2 separate regions of the Homo sapiens genome follow, and region 2 is linked to region 1. Evidence: chromatin loops called from intact Hi-C (ENCODE). Cell type or tissue: endothelial cell of umbilical vein. All regions are shown on one strand.

Region 1 (8,000 bases):
ACTCTGCCACTTTGTTAAGGGAAAATATACCTGGTGACTGTAGTGAGGCACCTTACGATTCTCAACCAAGGAACCCTTTATCTCAGTTTTTTCCTTCATTTTTGCCGATCCCAGTTCCTGGGCTTGGAGCTACCCTTTCTCATTCTCATGATCAATATCTTCACCTGCCATCATAATTTGTTTCCTGCCCAACATAAAAGTCATGCCACTCATTGTCTATTCACCTTCAATGGCTCATTTTTCATTTCTGTGGTAACTGAGTGATATCTTGATGTTAAAGAGGAATTGTTAACTCTCAGACTTAAATTCAGGTGTTCTTATGCCATCACAATGCCAGTATGTTTTGATATGTTTATGTCGCTCTTTTTTTTCCCTAAAATTAATTATTTATTCGAGATCTGACTATAGTACAACAGAATTTTGAGGTTGTCACAATAAACTTCCCTAAGATTTATCTTCCAAGGTGAAATAATTTAAAAAGACAAGTCAGGAGTAAAACAAACAAATAGGAAGGAAGGAAGCTTTCTTGCTAGAAATAAAATATTTTCCCTGAGTGCTTTGTTAACTATTATTCAAGACTTTAAAAGGGAGAAACCACCAAAGCATAACTTATTGACACATATAGAAATGCATACATGCAAGCATTAAAAATAATTTGTGACCAGCTGTGCTTGATAAATCAGAAAGCCACCAAGTGTGTGTTTAGTTCTCTGGCTGGCTGATTTAGAAACCTAATTTGCTTCTGTTGAGAGACAACCAAAGACTGAGACTCCTCTTCTGGGCCTCTCTTGTGTCCAGTTCCGTGTAGCTGTTCCTCTGGGCTTCCTCTTGCAAGTGACCTTAACGACAAGTGCCCCTCCCATTGCCTCTTGATAAAAATCTAAGTTGCCAAAACAATGGCAGCTACTCTGCAAGAGGATTCCTTCCTTCTATGAAAACCCAGAATTATCCTTGACCCACTATTCCCTAAAATGCTGAATTTCACCTGACACCTTCTGTTAAGACTCTATACAAGAAAAAAAAGTCTGTCCTTCGTCTCTAATTTAGGAGCCTCCTTCAGAGCCTGCTTTTGTGCAGCACTTCGAGTACAGAATGATACTAGGAAGTTCTGGAGTGGTTGATTTTGTTTCACACTGAAATGTTAAGAGCATCTCCATATTCAGTGGAAGTGAGGGAGGTGCAGAAGAGACTCACATTCAATTAACCAAGTAAGGGAGATTGATACATAAAATCACAATTCAGTGTATATTTACTTCAAGACAGGGTCCCACATTGTCACCCAAGCTGGAGTGCAGAGACACTATCACGGCTCACTGCAGCCTCAACCTCCTGGGCTCAAGCAATCCTCCCACCTCAGCCTCCCAAAATTACCTGGGTTAATAGCTATGTTGCCCAGGCTGGTCTTGAACTCCTGGGCTCAAGCGATCCTCCTGCCTCAGTCTCCCAAAGTGCTGAGATTACAGGCATGAGCCACTGCACACGGCATATGTATATATATATATTATATATATATGAATGTGTGTGTGTACATATATATATTTTTTTTTAATGTACCAATCGCAGGGACGTACAGGTGTCAGTGAAATCAGGATGTCTTTTCTTCCAAAAGTAAGCTTTACAAAAGCCATACTGCAATCAGAAGGTCAACTAACTTTCAATAAGAAATAACTAACATCGGGACCAGACTGCTGGAAGTACATATTAGAAGGGATTTTTCTTCTATAGACAGGCAGAGCTGCATGGAAAATTAATTATTAATCATAAGGCTGTTTTGTGATCACGATTGCAATATAAAGTGGGGTGACAAAGAAAGGCCTCTCTGAAAAAAAGTGAGTTGGTCAGATGAATCCAATGTTTATTGTCATTAACTAACAGAGTCTGATGTATCTGTGAACCCAGGAAGTTCTGGAATTCTCATAATTCACTGGCTTAGACTCCAGCCCCTAGGATTCACGTGCCCAACTTTCGCTTTGGAGTATCCTCTTGAAGTGCCTCTATGTCTGCCTTTTCTTATTAAAATGTTCTTTCTTTGGAAATGTTAAACCATTTAATCAGTAATGGTCCCTTTGGCTTAAAAGCATTTCTAGCTCTTTAAGGTAAGTGACTCATTACACGTCGATTTCATAGTGTGACTCTCAGAAGGCAATCTTATTTCTTTATTTCCAGGTTCTTGAGGGATGCTGTACTGTAGCTCCCAAGAACAGACAACATTGTATTTTTAGCACCTATTGTAGTGGAATGGAAACCGGGTTAGGAGTCAAGAGAATTGAGTTTTGGTTTAATCTTTGATACTTAACTAGTTTTGTGACCCTGGGCAAGATGTATAATTGCCTTCATTTGGAAAATAAAGAAAATAATACCTGTACTATCTACCTCAAAATGTTATAGCCAGCACCAAAACATACCATCTATCAATGTACTTTCATGTTTTATTCTTTTTTTCTCAGTATTATTTATTGACCACCTATTATATTCAAGGCTCTCATCTAGCACTGGCAGTGAGAAAAAAGCAGACAAAAATACCTTCTCACACAGAATTTAGAGGCTAGGCTGATGTTAGGTAAGTGAGAAGAAGAAGCAAGGCAGGAAACAGGAATACAAAACCTCAGGTGCAGGCGGGGATTGCAATGTAAAGAAAGGCCTCTCCGAGAAGAAGCTTTTCGGGAGAAGAAGTGAAGAAAGTGAGAGAGCCAGACAAATGAATATCTGTTGGAAAAGATAATGAAGCAGAGCCAACAGGTGATGCATCTGTAAGAAAAAGCAAGGAAGATAATGAGGACTTAGCCCTGGGGAGAGACTAACAGGAGAGAGGTCAGAGCTGTGGTGGGCACTGATACCTGAAGGCAAGGGCAGGATTAGGGAGACTTGTTAGGAGGGGTTTGCCATAATTCAGGTGACAGATAGTGCTTGCTTGACTTTAGGCAGTGGCAAAGGAAATGAACGCAATCTGGACATATTCTGAAAATAGAACAAATAGCTTTGTCAGAGGCGTGTGAACAAGAGCAACTCCATCTTGAATAGGAGCTGGGCAAAATAAGGCTGAAACTTACCGGGCTGTATTCCCATACAGTTAGTCATTCTAAGTCACAGGATGAGATAGGAGGTCGACCCAAGGTCAGAAGGACCTTGCTGATAAAACAGCTTGTGGTAAAGAAGGCAGTCCCAACCCATCAAAACCAAGATGGTGATGAGAGTGACCTCTGGTGGTTCTCACTGTTATACTCGCACCAGCGCCATGAAAGTTTACAGATGCTGTGGCAACATCAGGAAGTTACCCTACATGGTCTAAAAAGGGGAGGATGAATAATCCACCCCTTGTTTAGCATATAATCAAGAAATAACCATAAAAATGGGCAACCAGCTGACCTTGGGGCTGCCCTGTCTGTGGAGTAGCCGTTCTTTAAAAGCCTTTACTTTCTTAATAAACTTGTTTTCACTTCACTGTATGGACTCTCCCTGAATTCGTTCTTGCTCAAGATCCAAGAACCCTCTCTTGGGATCTGGATCAGGACCCCTGTCTGGTAAAAGCTTTTCTCACCACAGGAAAGGGATTAGAGGAAAAAAAGGTGTATAAAATCAAAAATCCTGGGCTTAGTTGAGCAGAAAAGTGTGGGTGGAGCAGTTTTTAGGAAGAAAAGTAGAACTCTTAGGAGTAAAGCTAGAGACGGTAGTGAAATCCATGAGAAATGATGAGATCACCTAGAAAGTACTTTAAGATAGAAAATGAGGTCTAAAAACCCTGAGCTGGAGCACTCTAAAGAAAAGGATTTGGGCAAGAAGGTGAAATTAACACATACATGAGAGAAGGAGCTTCCAGGCAGACAGGAGAAAAACAATGCAAGGCTGATTGTTCTGGAAGCCTAGTGAAGAAAGTATATCAATGATGACAGTGTGACCATCTGTGTCAAATCCTAATTTGGGGTCTATTTAGATCAATACTCTAACAAGGCCATCATAATTAGTAATGTGAAAGTCACCGTGGGTCGTAAGGGCAGTTTGCATAGAATATTTGGGGGAAAAGGAGCTGAATTTTAGACGTGGCTTAAGAAAAAAATACAAATTATGAGCAGAAAATATAGATAGGGAGAGATAAGGGGAGATATGACACACTATAGATTCTTCTATTTTTTTCTGGCAGAAATAAACATTATAGTCCTATGCTGATGGGAATTATACGGTAAGAGGGAAGGAAAGAGGGAAAATTGCTACAAAAATGTTTTAAGAACATGGAAGCGCAAATTATGATGTCTGCTTATTTATTTATATATATTATAATATTTCAGGTCTGGAACGCGAGGTATTTAATTCGTATTGTTTTGGTTAGTAGTGGTATCTATTTTGCTTTATGAACCTTTGAATAAATCAAATATGAACCTTACAGCTTTATGGTGTACTTGCAATTAGCATGGTCTTTTTCTGGTTTTCTCCAGATCTTTCCATGATTCCTTGTGTCACTGAGAACTAAACTTAAATGGAACTTCTCCTGAGTGGGCTCTCTCAGGTTACATTACTCTAAATTTCTAATCAAACAACAACACTGTGGAAAGCAGAATTCCAAAGATATCGCTGGGAGATTTCTTTCCCACATTTACTCCCTCAGGTACTACTGTGAAGGGACTCTGCAGTTGGAATTAAGGTTACTTACCAGCTGACCTTAAAATAAGAAGATTTCCTTGAATTATACAGGTAGGCCCAATCTAATAACATGGGCCCTTAAGAAGAGAGAAACTTCTCTGCCAGAAGGGAGAAAGGACAAAGGAGAAAGGGATTAAGAGAGATTCGAAGATTGAAAAGGACTTGATCGTTTTGCCGGCTTTGAAAATGGAGGAAGTGGGTATCCGATGAGGAATGCAGGCAGCCACTAGAAGGTGAGAACTAACCCCAGCCCACAGCTACCAAGAAGATGGGAATCTCAGTCCTGCAACTGTAGAACACTGAATTCCTGCAACAACCTGGATGAGCTAAAAAGCAGATTCATCCGTAGAATTTCTAGAAAGGCCAACACCTTGATTCCGGGAATGTGAACCTACTGCAGAAAGGTAGCTGAGCCTAAACTTCTTACCTACAGAAATGTAAAATAATAAATGAGTGTGGTTTTAAGCCACTAAGTTTGTGACAGCAAGTTACACAGTGATAGTTTACTAAAACAAACCCTATTTCTCAAAATACTGCTAAGTATTATTTTAAAATAGTTGTAAGAGTAGAATGAGGAGTAATAAAACTGGACCCAGGGAGAAGGTTGATATGCCATTCTATTATTAGTACAACTGGAGGAATAATCATAGCTGTATTTATAATCACTACACTAATGAAGTTTAAATGTACATTTAGCTTAAAAAGCATGACTTACATTTGTTTTAAAAGGGATTACATTTTGATCTACAAATATTTAAAATATACTAAGCAATTCATTCTAAATACACTAAATGCAAGTTTGAGAGTTACAGAATCATTACTTGTTTAGTCATGTAAACTACTCCTAAATGATGGGGCCAAAATTGCCTAATGTTTGGTTGCAAGCAATATATCATGGGTAGTTCTGTTTTAGTAACACAGAGTATTATGTAGTTTGTACTAAAATTACTAAAATTAGCACAATAATAATGAAGCACATTAGTGTATGACGGCCAAAGAACCAACCAATATTATGTGTAATTTCTGGATGTACCATCTTAGCCGCCATACAACAGCATAATTAACATTTAACCTACATTAACAGGCAAATAATGTGGCTAACATTTTAATATCACAGAGCAAATTGACTGTTAATGGGTTTAAAAGATTATTACAGTAATAAATTGAAGAGTATACTGGAAAATAATCACCACTCATTATACTGGACAAAGTCTTGATAATTTATTCTAGGCATATATTTTCACCTTTTGATTTACAAAGTTATTTAATATCATTATTCCATTAAATACAGCTAATTTAAGTGCCTAATCAGAAGAAAGACATCATTATATAAGTGTGTACCCTACAAACTAAATATAGATACAGAGGTTTAAAGATAGTTGTGTGAGTTATGAGTTGAAAACAACAAATTAATGAGGGATTTATTTTGGGGAGGGGGCATCAATTCAGTGAGCATGATGTCAAGATTATTTGTTTAATACCAAATATACTGTTTCTCCCTGTGGCAGCTAGCCTTCAATATGTCCACCAATTATCTCCATCTCCTGGTATTCATGTCCTCATGTAGACCCCTCTCACCTTGAATGGGGCTGACATCTATGACCAATACAATCATGTGTGGTAAGGGTGTGTGATTTCCAAGTCTGCCATGTTTCTACCTTCTCTTGGATTGCTTCAGAAAAAGCCAGACACCATATTTTAAGGACATACAAGCAACCCTGTGGGGACACCCAGCAGGGAGGAGCTAAGGCCTCCTGCCACCAACCAACATCATCAACTAGTCAATTCTGAGTCAACCACCTTTGATGCAAATCCTTCACCTAGTCAAGCCAGTTTCGATAACTGTAGTTTTGGCTGACATCTTAACTCAAATCTCATAAGAGTTTTTACGGTTTTTTTTAAGGGTGTTTCCCAAGCTAAAACCACAAATTATTGACCCACATAAACTGTAAGGGCTAATACATGCTTATTGTTGTTTTGAGCCTCTAAGCTTTGGGGTAATTTGTCATGCTGAAGTAGATAAGGAATGCAATTCCCTTCAAGAATTATTTATCATAATGTTCTTTATATTAGTGTAATAAATAAGGAATATATCAAGAAGAAACAGTATGTTCATGGAGAAAACATTTGAGACCAAAAAAACTTTTAATATTATTATTTTCAAAGGTACATAAAATGAGAGAAAATTCTCACAGATTCCTAAGTACTCATCACCTATCTTTAACAACCATTCAATGTCTTACTGCTCTACCACTGCTGATCTTACTATTTTTTATCTTCTGTTTCAGTCCATTTGGGCTGCTATAACAAAAAAACACCCTATACTGGGTAGATTATAAACAACAGAAATTCATCTCTTATACCTTCTGGTGGCTGGGAAATCCAAATCAAGTCACTGGCAAATTTGGAGTATGGCAAGAGCCCACTGTCTGGCCCACAGATGGCATGTTTCTGCTGTGTCCTCACCTGGTAGAAGGGACTAGAGAGCTTTCTTGGGCCTCTTTTATAAGGACACTAATCCCATTCATGAGGGCTCTGCCCTCATGGCCTAATCACTTGCCAAAGGCTCTACCTCCTAACACCATCACCTTGGGGATTAGGATTTCAACACATGAATTTTGTGGGACACAAATGTTCAGTCCATTGCATCCTCCCACTTTTCCTCTTGCATATTTTAAAGTAAGGTTAATATGTCATATATTTTAAGAAAAAAATATTTTTGATATATGAAAGAAGCTGTTCTGTATACCTGGATCTTCACATGGCTGACTCTTTTTTGTCATTCCAATTTTACATCAAACATCTCCTTCTCACCATCTTCTCAGGAGGACCTCTCTGACCATAAAAGGAGGCTCACGGTAGCCCATCCTGCTATATCAAGGTCATGTTTATATTCTTCTTTGCATTTACAGTTCTTGATCACTTATTTACTAATCATTTATTAATTATCTCCTCACCTTTGAAAATTGGCTCAAGAACAGGGAGCTTATTGTTGTTTTCCATTCTATGCTGACTCATATAACCTGGAACCTGACACATAGTAGGAGCTCAACAAACAAACAAACAAAATTTAAGAGCATTGTATTTTCTTCATTTTGTTCAGCATAAATGGTTTGCAGACTGCAGTAAAGCTCTCTCATTCACCCATGTGTTTGGTTTGTACTTGCCATTCTTTTTGCCTGGTGTTTGTTTACTCCCTTTATTTCTTCAACTGTCAAACTCAATCTCATGATCAGATGCTATCATTATTGAGAAGTCTCTAATTTACTAAAGATTGTGGGCACTGCTTCATTTGTATGTCAAGAGCAAATTATATTAAGCACTTGACACATTGCTCTGAGACTGTCTTTCTTGCCAGCTAGGAG
Region 2 (8,000 bases), 860 kb before region 1:
TATTAGTGGTAGTAGTCTAACTGCTAAGGTATAACAAACCTTTTTTTACATTTATTTACATCTTATAAAATGATTATAAAGATATTATCTAATTCAATCTTCAGGATAAGCTTGCATGTAAATATAACAGATATTTGGATTTCTGGCCTTCAGATATGTGCTTAAAAGTTAAGGTTGAATGATTTATCCACAAGTCACAATATATAGCATTAAGCTAAAACCAAACCTGAAGTCTTCTGATTCCAATCTCACAAGCTTTCCACTTTCCCAAGCTTCACGAAGATGGCACTCAAATTTCCATTCATATTTATCTCATTTCAAATATAAGCAGATATTTAGTTCAACTGTGGTGTTTAATATGTTCTATGCCACTGTAATTATATTTTGTAGGCATTGCTATCTAACAAAATGTTATATTAGCCTTTTCAATGTTATGATACCCAAATTTAAGTTTGTCCTGTGTAGACAGATAGTTATGGACTATGATTTGAAAGTTGTTAGAGAGGTATAATTACCCCCTCAAAGTGTTGTTCATATTTGAAATACTGTCATTATCAATGTAATCAATTAGGTAAAGGATATTGCCTCCAAATGAAATAAATGTATTTTGAAGGAATAGCAGAAACTTGTAGAAATATGTGAGTCAAAGGTCTTGGCAGGAAACAGAACACTCAATTTGGGTATTTCCCCAATAACACTCTGAAACAGGTTTTACCATTATTTTTCATTTGAGGAAACTGAGGCCCAGATGGCTTAAATAATTTCTTCACAATTAATTACATAATTTCCCCACAATATGTGGTTTAGCTGGGTCCCAAATCATCCAATACTGTGCTGGTAAATGGGCTAAGACAAGTGTTTGTTTGTAGTGTTTGCTGTTTTCGTTGTTTAGACACTCCTACCATAGCAGATTTCAAGCTATCAATAGAGGTTTAACAACTGGGTCATAAAATTTTTAAATATTTATCAGTGTAGTCTTGGGACCAGAGTGAATGGCTTCAGCACACCAGTGCTTGAACCCTTGCTGTTAACCATCCTGCTCTATTGCCTCTTAAAGAAAAATGAATCATAGTCTTCACCTTCAAGGTATCTGCTGTCTCTCCATGTAATAAATATCATCGGTTTCTGAAAATTGCAAAAGATATGTCTGTGTATTAAATGCCACTTGGGGAGTGTCAGAAACTCATGGAAAACAGTGATTTTAAGCATACAGTCAGGTGGATATAATCATGTGGATACACCCAAGGTTATTAGATTCCCAAGGTAATTTGGTCTCTACATTATCAGGTAGTTATAGTTCCATATACACACCAGTGGTTATTAATTCCAAAGGCCATTCGTTCTCTAAATTTACTTGCATCACAGGGTCTGCTCTGATTCAGTTTACACATCTGGTCTAGAGTTCCTCCTTGTTTGTTTTAATATTGATGAGTTTGGCTTGGCATTCCTGCTTTACATACCTGACTGTGTCATTTGCCCCTAGTTTTACCTCCTTCACCCAAAAAAGATGTTAGTTTCTTGTTTTAATCCCAGTTCTTTACCTGGTCATCTAAACTTTACAAATGTGCAGCAAGTTTTGGAGGAACTTTCCTCAATGTGTTTACTATTGAGATGTTTTTCTTACCAAATGAGGTAACATGTATATTCATAGGTATGTAGAATGTTTTTCAAAAGCAGGAGTAGTGAAATTATTAGGAAAAAGACTCCACAAACCACAGGATATAAATCAAGTGGACAGTCTGAAATTTGGTGGAAGGTGGCTGGCACATAATAGGCATGTAGAAAAAGTGGTTTATAGGAAGGAGTGGTGTCTTTGTTTGTGCTGTTTTAACAAAATATCTGAAACTGGATAGTTTGTAAACGACAGAAATTTATTTCTTACAGTTCTGGAGGCTGGGAGGTCTAAGGTCAAAGTGTTGGCATTTGACGTCTGGTGAAGGCCTTCTTGCTACATCCTCATGTGGCCAAAAGGGCAAGTGTTGTATCCTCACATGGTGGAAGGCAGAACGACATAGGAGGCCCAGCTAGCTCCTTCCAGACGTTTCTAAGGTGGTTGCTATTTATGAGGGTGGAAGCTTCATGACTTAATCACCTCTTAAAGGCTCTACCTCCTATTTTTTTTTTTTTTCTGAGACAGAGTTTTACTCTGCCACCCAGGCTGGAGTGCAGTGGTGCTATCTTGGCTCACTGCAACCTCCGCCTCCCAGGTTCGAGCAATTCTCCTACCTCAGCCTCCCGAGTAGCTGGAATTACAGGCATGCACCACCACACCTGGCTAATTTTTGTGTTTTTATTAGAGACGGGGTTTCACCATGTTGGCCAGGCTGGTCTCTAACTCCTGACCTCAGGTGATCCACCCGCCTTGGCCTCCCAAAGTGCTGGGATTACAGGAGCGAGCCACTGTGCCCAGCCAGGCCCCACCTTCTAATTCTGTCACATTGGGTCTTAGGTTCCAACATACTAACTTTGTGGAGACACAAACTTCGAAACCATAGCAACTGGGTTAACGAGTTCAGTAGAGGGCCAAATGTTCACACCAAGGGGAGAGAGAGAGGAACATGAGAAGTGAATTCACAGGTCAGGTGGCCTTGGGTCGGTGTCCTGTGTTTATAGTATTTCTTTTCTGACACTTTGCTTCCTAGTTTTAGTATACTCTTTTTCAGGTTTGAAGTCTCTTTATGCTTTTATGGCAGACTTTTAGAATAAAAAAAGTCATCATATTTTAAGCTCCTATTTCAAATTTGCTCACATCAGCCTGTTGGCTCTCTGTCATTATCTGTAGTATTCACCTTAACTATGCATTTGGTGTGTAGAATGAAAGATAATATGGTCCCTATCTAAGTGGATTCACAATCTAATGACAAGGAAGGGACACATATGGCTAATTATAAAACCTACAATTATAGAAAGGGAAAGGTGAAATGGAAGGATGAGACAGAAGTTGTCATGTTTGTGCAGAGAAGTAGTTAGCTGAAGTTGTTAGGCTCTTATAAAAGTGATGGTTCATGAGTTGTCATTTGACGAGAAGTACAATATTGTGAATTAGTTCACAGCAGGAGGCAAACGTAGCAGTAGGGAAGCTCCTGGCTATCATAGTTGTGTCAGAAAGGGGCTACCTATGTTGTCTTTGACTATGGACCTTGAAGGCCTCGAAATGGGAGTGGGGCCAGGAGTGGAGGTGAGGAGTCCTAATGACAACTCTGGCTGGCCAAATAAAAAATTTTATAACAGCTTCAAAGTCAAATCATAATGGATAGCTAAACAAATTCAACATCCAACTTTTAGATTATTAATCATGACCTCAAAATAGAGATTATGATCCCATAACATATATTGATTAGGAGCAATTATCCACCATTGGGCTCTGTGTACTTATTTTAATTAATAATGTAGCATCCTAATATGAAAAGATTGCAAAGTTGTATTTCTATTTGATTTGGCTAATTATGTAATGGAAAAAGAGGTGAACTTAAGTGGATATTGAGAAGAAGGAGAAATTTACAGTTCCTGCAGAAAGCATGGAAACAAGTCGTATACTCCTGAAATTTTTTTCTCCATATATTTTTACCTTCTAAATCCATGCCCCTCATTTATGATCAGCATGAAGTATCTGAAGTGAAATGTTTTATAGTAATTTTATTGTAATTTTCAAATAAGGAATTTTGATAATTTCTTCAATTTTAAATATATAGATACACATACGTATGTCTGTATCTCTATATATAGATATATATATATATACATATAGAGAGAGAGACATATATTCTCCTATGCTTTCTTTGCTTTGTGTACAGTCAAGCCACAAAAGAAGACCATTTTGCAAAGAGAAAAGCCAGAAAATTCCAAGAATGCCTTTATAAAACAGACTTAAAAAAAAAAAAAGCAACTTCATCCTGTCAAGTTACATTACTACAATTACAGTGCACATACATTGAATCAATTTTTTACTGAAGTGTTCTTTACCTTATATAAACACTGCATAAATCCATTAGACAGCCGTCAATTCCTGTAGGGAAAATGCAATACAATTTAGAAGAAAGTAATTTAATATAGTGGACACTGAAAAGGCAAAGTAATGAGAAAATATTTTTATTTTTTCTTTTCTTTTTAAAACAAACTTACAACAGAGTTTACTAAGCTTTGGTTAAATAAAATAATGCAGTAAGAATAAAATAACTTGAACGTCATATCAAATTATTAGTACACTGAAAATTCCCATCAGCTCTTAAACAGAAAGTGCCCAGTAGTAACCTAATCAATCATGGATATTCTATTTAGAATAAAAGATGAATGGATCTAAAGGGAAAAACAGTAGTAAATCAAAAGGAAGAGAGAGAGAGAGGAACTTGATCTCAGTCATAGATCCTGCTGGATTGAAGATGTGAATGAAACTGAATTATGAACTATTTACAAAATTCTTGGTTTCCTCTTGCCAGTTTTGGAATCTTTGTACTCTGTTTTGTGGTTGTAAATTTTGTTTTCTTTTCGTCATACAATCCAAATCAACTTTCCCCACCCTTGTGAAAACCACATTGAGACCCTATTCAGACGATTTATTTTCTTAGACCAAAAAATAACTTTCAGCTTCATTCAACTGACTCACTGGCTGCCATAGCATCCTGGTCCCTGAGTGGGGTCCATGATTAATAGCTCTTATGGGATTAGCGTTCCCACGTCATGCCTCTTCCTTTTCCAAATTCCTCAGTAATTTTGATTCTTTTCTTTGATCCCAAGAGGGCACTAGTTACACATGATCTTGGCTGGTGGCTTTTTCTGTTTGCCCCTCCAGCCAGGCTTCATGGACCCAGAGTAGAGAATCCCCGGCTGTGATGCAGCAGCCTCTATGCATACTAAAGTTTCAATAACTGGTTAACATTTACTGAATGTTTTTTCTGTTGTAGCTCACTGAATTTTTACCAAAACTCTGCAAGAAATATTGTATTATCATTCTTACTCTATGGATGAAAGAAAAGAGGCTAAGAGAGATAAAATTACTTGTCCCCATGCAATGGTTACTGAAAGATGGAGCCAGGATTCTACCTTAGGTAATTTGATTAAACAGACTATTTTTAACCACCACAGTGTTTTTTTTATAGTAGTACTGAGAAGAGAATAATGGCAAAAATAATAAAACAAAAACATAATTTTTACTTATAAAGAGTAAAACCATTTACATGCATGGCTCAATTTTTGTCTTCCTATCATTATCTAAGGAATGTGTTTTATCACCGTCTTACAGGGAAATGCAAGGAAACCATCAAAGAGATACTGTGAAGTGTGCATCTGCTAAGGGCAAATTGAGAGAGAATGACATTGTATCCTTGAAAATTATTGTAGAGATGCCTGAATATGCCCAAACTGCTTTCAGTGAGCAAACTTCCTCTTGGATCTGTGAAGCTTGGAGGAAAAGTCAGAGAACCACGCTGCTCTTATGTAAAACTATCTTATGCTCACTCGTATTGTACCAGGAAGGTTTTTTCCCCTGGGTATATATCGAGATTGTATAGTTACTCCTACTTTCTGTCCCATCTAGCAGGCCCTTCTGGGTTTCACCGAGCTGGAAAGCTCTGATTGTTTTCTCTGTTAGAAGAAAAGATAGATGGGTCATGAGGCAGGACTGCGTTTACCACTTTCTTGACAAGGAACTTCTGAGGATTCCTTAAAGATCTCTTGCTGGGCTCTCTCTTCTGTAGTTCATTTAACAAGAATGGATGCATATCTTCTTTTCGTTGTTTGTTTGTTTTGAGATGGAGTCTTGCTTTGTCACCCAAGCTGGAGTGCAGTGGCGCGATATCAGCTCACTGCAACCTCCGCCTCCCAGGTTCAAGCAATTATCCTGCCTCGGCCTCCCAAGTAGCTGGGATTACAGGCATGTACCACCACACCCAGCTAATTTTTGTATTCTTAGTAGAGATGGGGTTTTGCCATGTTGGTCAGGCTGGTCTCAAACTCCTGACCTCAGGTGAAGAATGGATGTATATCTATTGGTTACTTGTAACTGCTCCCCTGTCCCAGGGGTCCCTTCTAGGCCTTGTAGTTGTAGGTCCATCTGCTCCCTAAGTGGCCTATTAGAGCAGACTCAATGTCCTCAGCCAAACTCTCTCATTCATGGGACACATTTGGTGTGTGAGAAACATTTATGCATATCTTGTTCTAATACACTTTGGGCAAACAGGATGATCCCAATTCAATGGCACATTTCTGTTTCCATCTCCAAACAGTGAGTGCATTTCTTGTCCTTTAGATGTTTCATAAGAGATATGTTAAGCTCCCCTGTATTTCCTGGAAGCCTCCTTGCAGCTCTTCTTTCACTATGGATATTATCTTCATGGTATTTTCTCTCCATAGTAGGCCAAATCTTTGAAGACAGAGTAAATTGGTGGTTCCCCATGCCTGGGGGGTTGGGTGGAAAGGGGAAATGACTGCTATTGGACCCAGGTTTCTTTTTCAGATAATGAAAATATTCTAAAGTTGACTGTGGAGACCGTGGCATAACTCTGTGAATACACTGAAAACCATTGACTTGTACACTTCAAATGGTTGAATTGTATGGCATCTGAAATATATCTCAGTATAGCATATATATATATATAATGCTTTAATAATATATACATATATATGTATATGTAAATATACATATATATATAAAATAAAGAAAAAGGAGACCCCACCATTACAGGTTTATATACCTTGTTCTAATCTTTCAGTTGAATTGTGGACTGGTCACTCTTTGATATTTCCATATGCATATCTCACTAGAACCCCAAGTTAAATTCTTCCATCAAAATTCTTATTCTTAAACTGATATTATCGACATTCTAATCACTGAAGACTTGAAGCTTTTGGAAGAAACTTTGACTTCATCCTCCCAACTTTCCAACAGAATAAACTGGTTACCAAAAAAACAAGTCTTAAGAAATTTCTTTGGTGTTTATGAGTGTTGGGAAATTTAAGCAAAAATGGAAAATCCGTGGTGATGGTAATTTGTATCAGAGCCTCCTTTCAGGGTTATTTATACTTCACCTAAGACATAACTTTCCTTTTTCGCTGAAGTATATATATATCAATATTTGCTAGTGTTTGTAAGCCAAAGTTCTTGACTCAGAGCACCCAGTTTCAAATTCTGCCTCTACTATTCACAATCTTAACCTCTGTGGTGATATTATGTGTTAACTCAACTGGGCCACAGAGTGCCAAGATATTTAGTTAGACTTTATTCTGGGTGTTTCAATGAGGGTGTTTCTGGATGACATTAACATTTAAATGATTAGACTGAGTCAAACATTGCTCTTTATGATTTGGTGGGCCTCATCCAATCAATTGAAGAATTGAATAAAACAAACAAACAGAAACTGACCAAAGTGAGAGATAATTATTTCGTCTGTCTGCCTTTGAACTGATACATCAGCTTTTTTCTTGTCTTCAGAATCAAATTGAAACATTGGCTTTTCCTGGGTCTCGAATCTGCCACCCTTCAGCTTGGAATTTGCTCTCCTGTTTCCCAGGTCTTTGAATTCAAACTAGAGCTAAACCGCGGGCTCTACTGGATCTCCAGCTTATGGACTCATTCTGCAGATATTGGGACTTGCCAGCCTCCATAATCATATGACCCAGTTTATTATAATAAATAGATAAAATAAATAAATGAGTAAACATTTTCATGTTTTTGTTTCCCTGGTGAACCCTGATTAATCCAGATCTTGATACTGAGAGTGGTTCTGAGAAAGAAGATCTTTAAAATCATTACTAGTTTGGGTGGGGAGCAGATACTGGTTTAGCGTGCTTTTTGAGGAAGGTTCTGGGTACTGAGCAGGTGGCTGGATTTAGAGGTGGATTCTATATAGCTTTAGGTAGTGGCTTATGGTCCTCAAGTCTTTCCCCCTGCCCCCAGCTTTATTGAGATACAATTGGTAAATAAAAATAGTATATATTCAAGTTGCACGTTGTGATGTCTTGATGTACATATATATTGTGAAGTGATTACCAAAATCAAGCCAATT

The links. A loop is a pair of places that touch in the nucleus more often than their neighbours do. Peaks named below come from ENCODE experiments on the same cell type or tissue, not always from the same donor. Only the 100,000 strongest peaks of a DNase experiment are listed, where the experiment ranks them.
Region 2: it touches region 1 in a loop (23-fold over the local background); 5 of 110 quality-filtered maps call a loop at or near these places.

The regions. Positions count from the first base shown.
Region 1 is chr3:77,343,612-77,351,611 of GRCh38, reverse strand. The region is part of intron 2 of ROBO2 (roundabout guidance receptor 2); the gene reads right to left. Among named protein-coding and RNA genes, the nearest start is that of ROBO2, 310 kb to the right of the region's middle. In endothelial cell of umbilical vein, a CTCF peak has its summit at 3,205 (motif pointing left); no DNase peak of the experiment used is centred here.
Region 2 is chr3:78,201,841-78,209,840 of GRCh38, reverse strand. No RefSeq gene overlaps it. Among named protein-coding and RNA genes, the nearest start is that of LINC02077, 160 kb to the right of the region's middle. In endothelial cell of umbilical vein, a CTCF peak has its summit at 4,717 (motif pointing right); a DNase peak (open chromatin) is centred at 4,670; H3K27ac peaks cover 782 bases.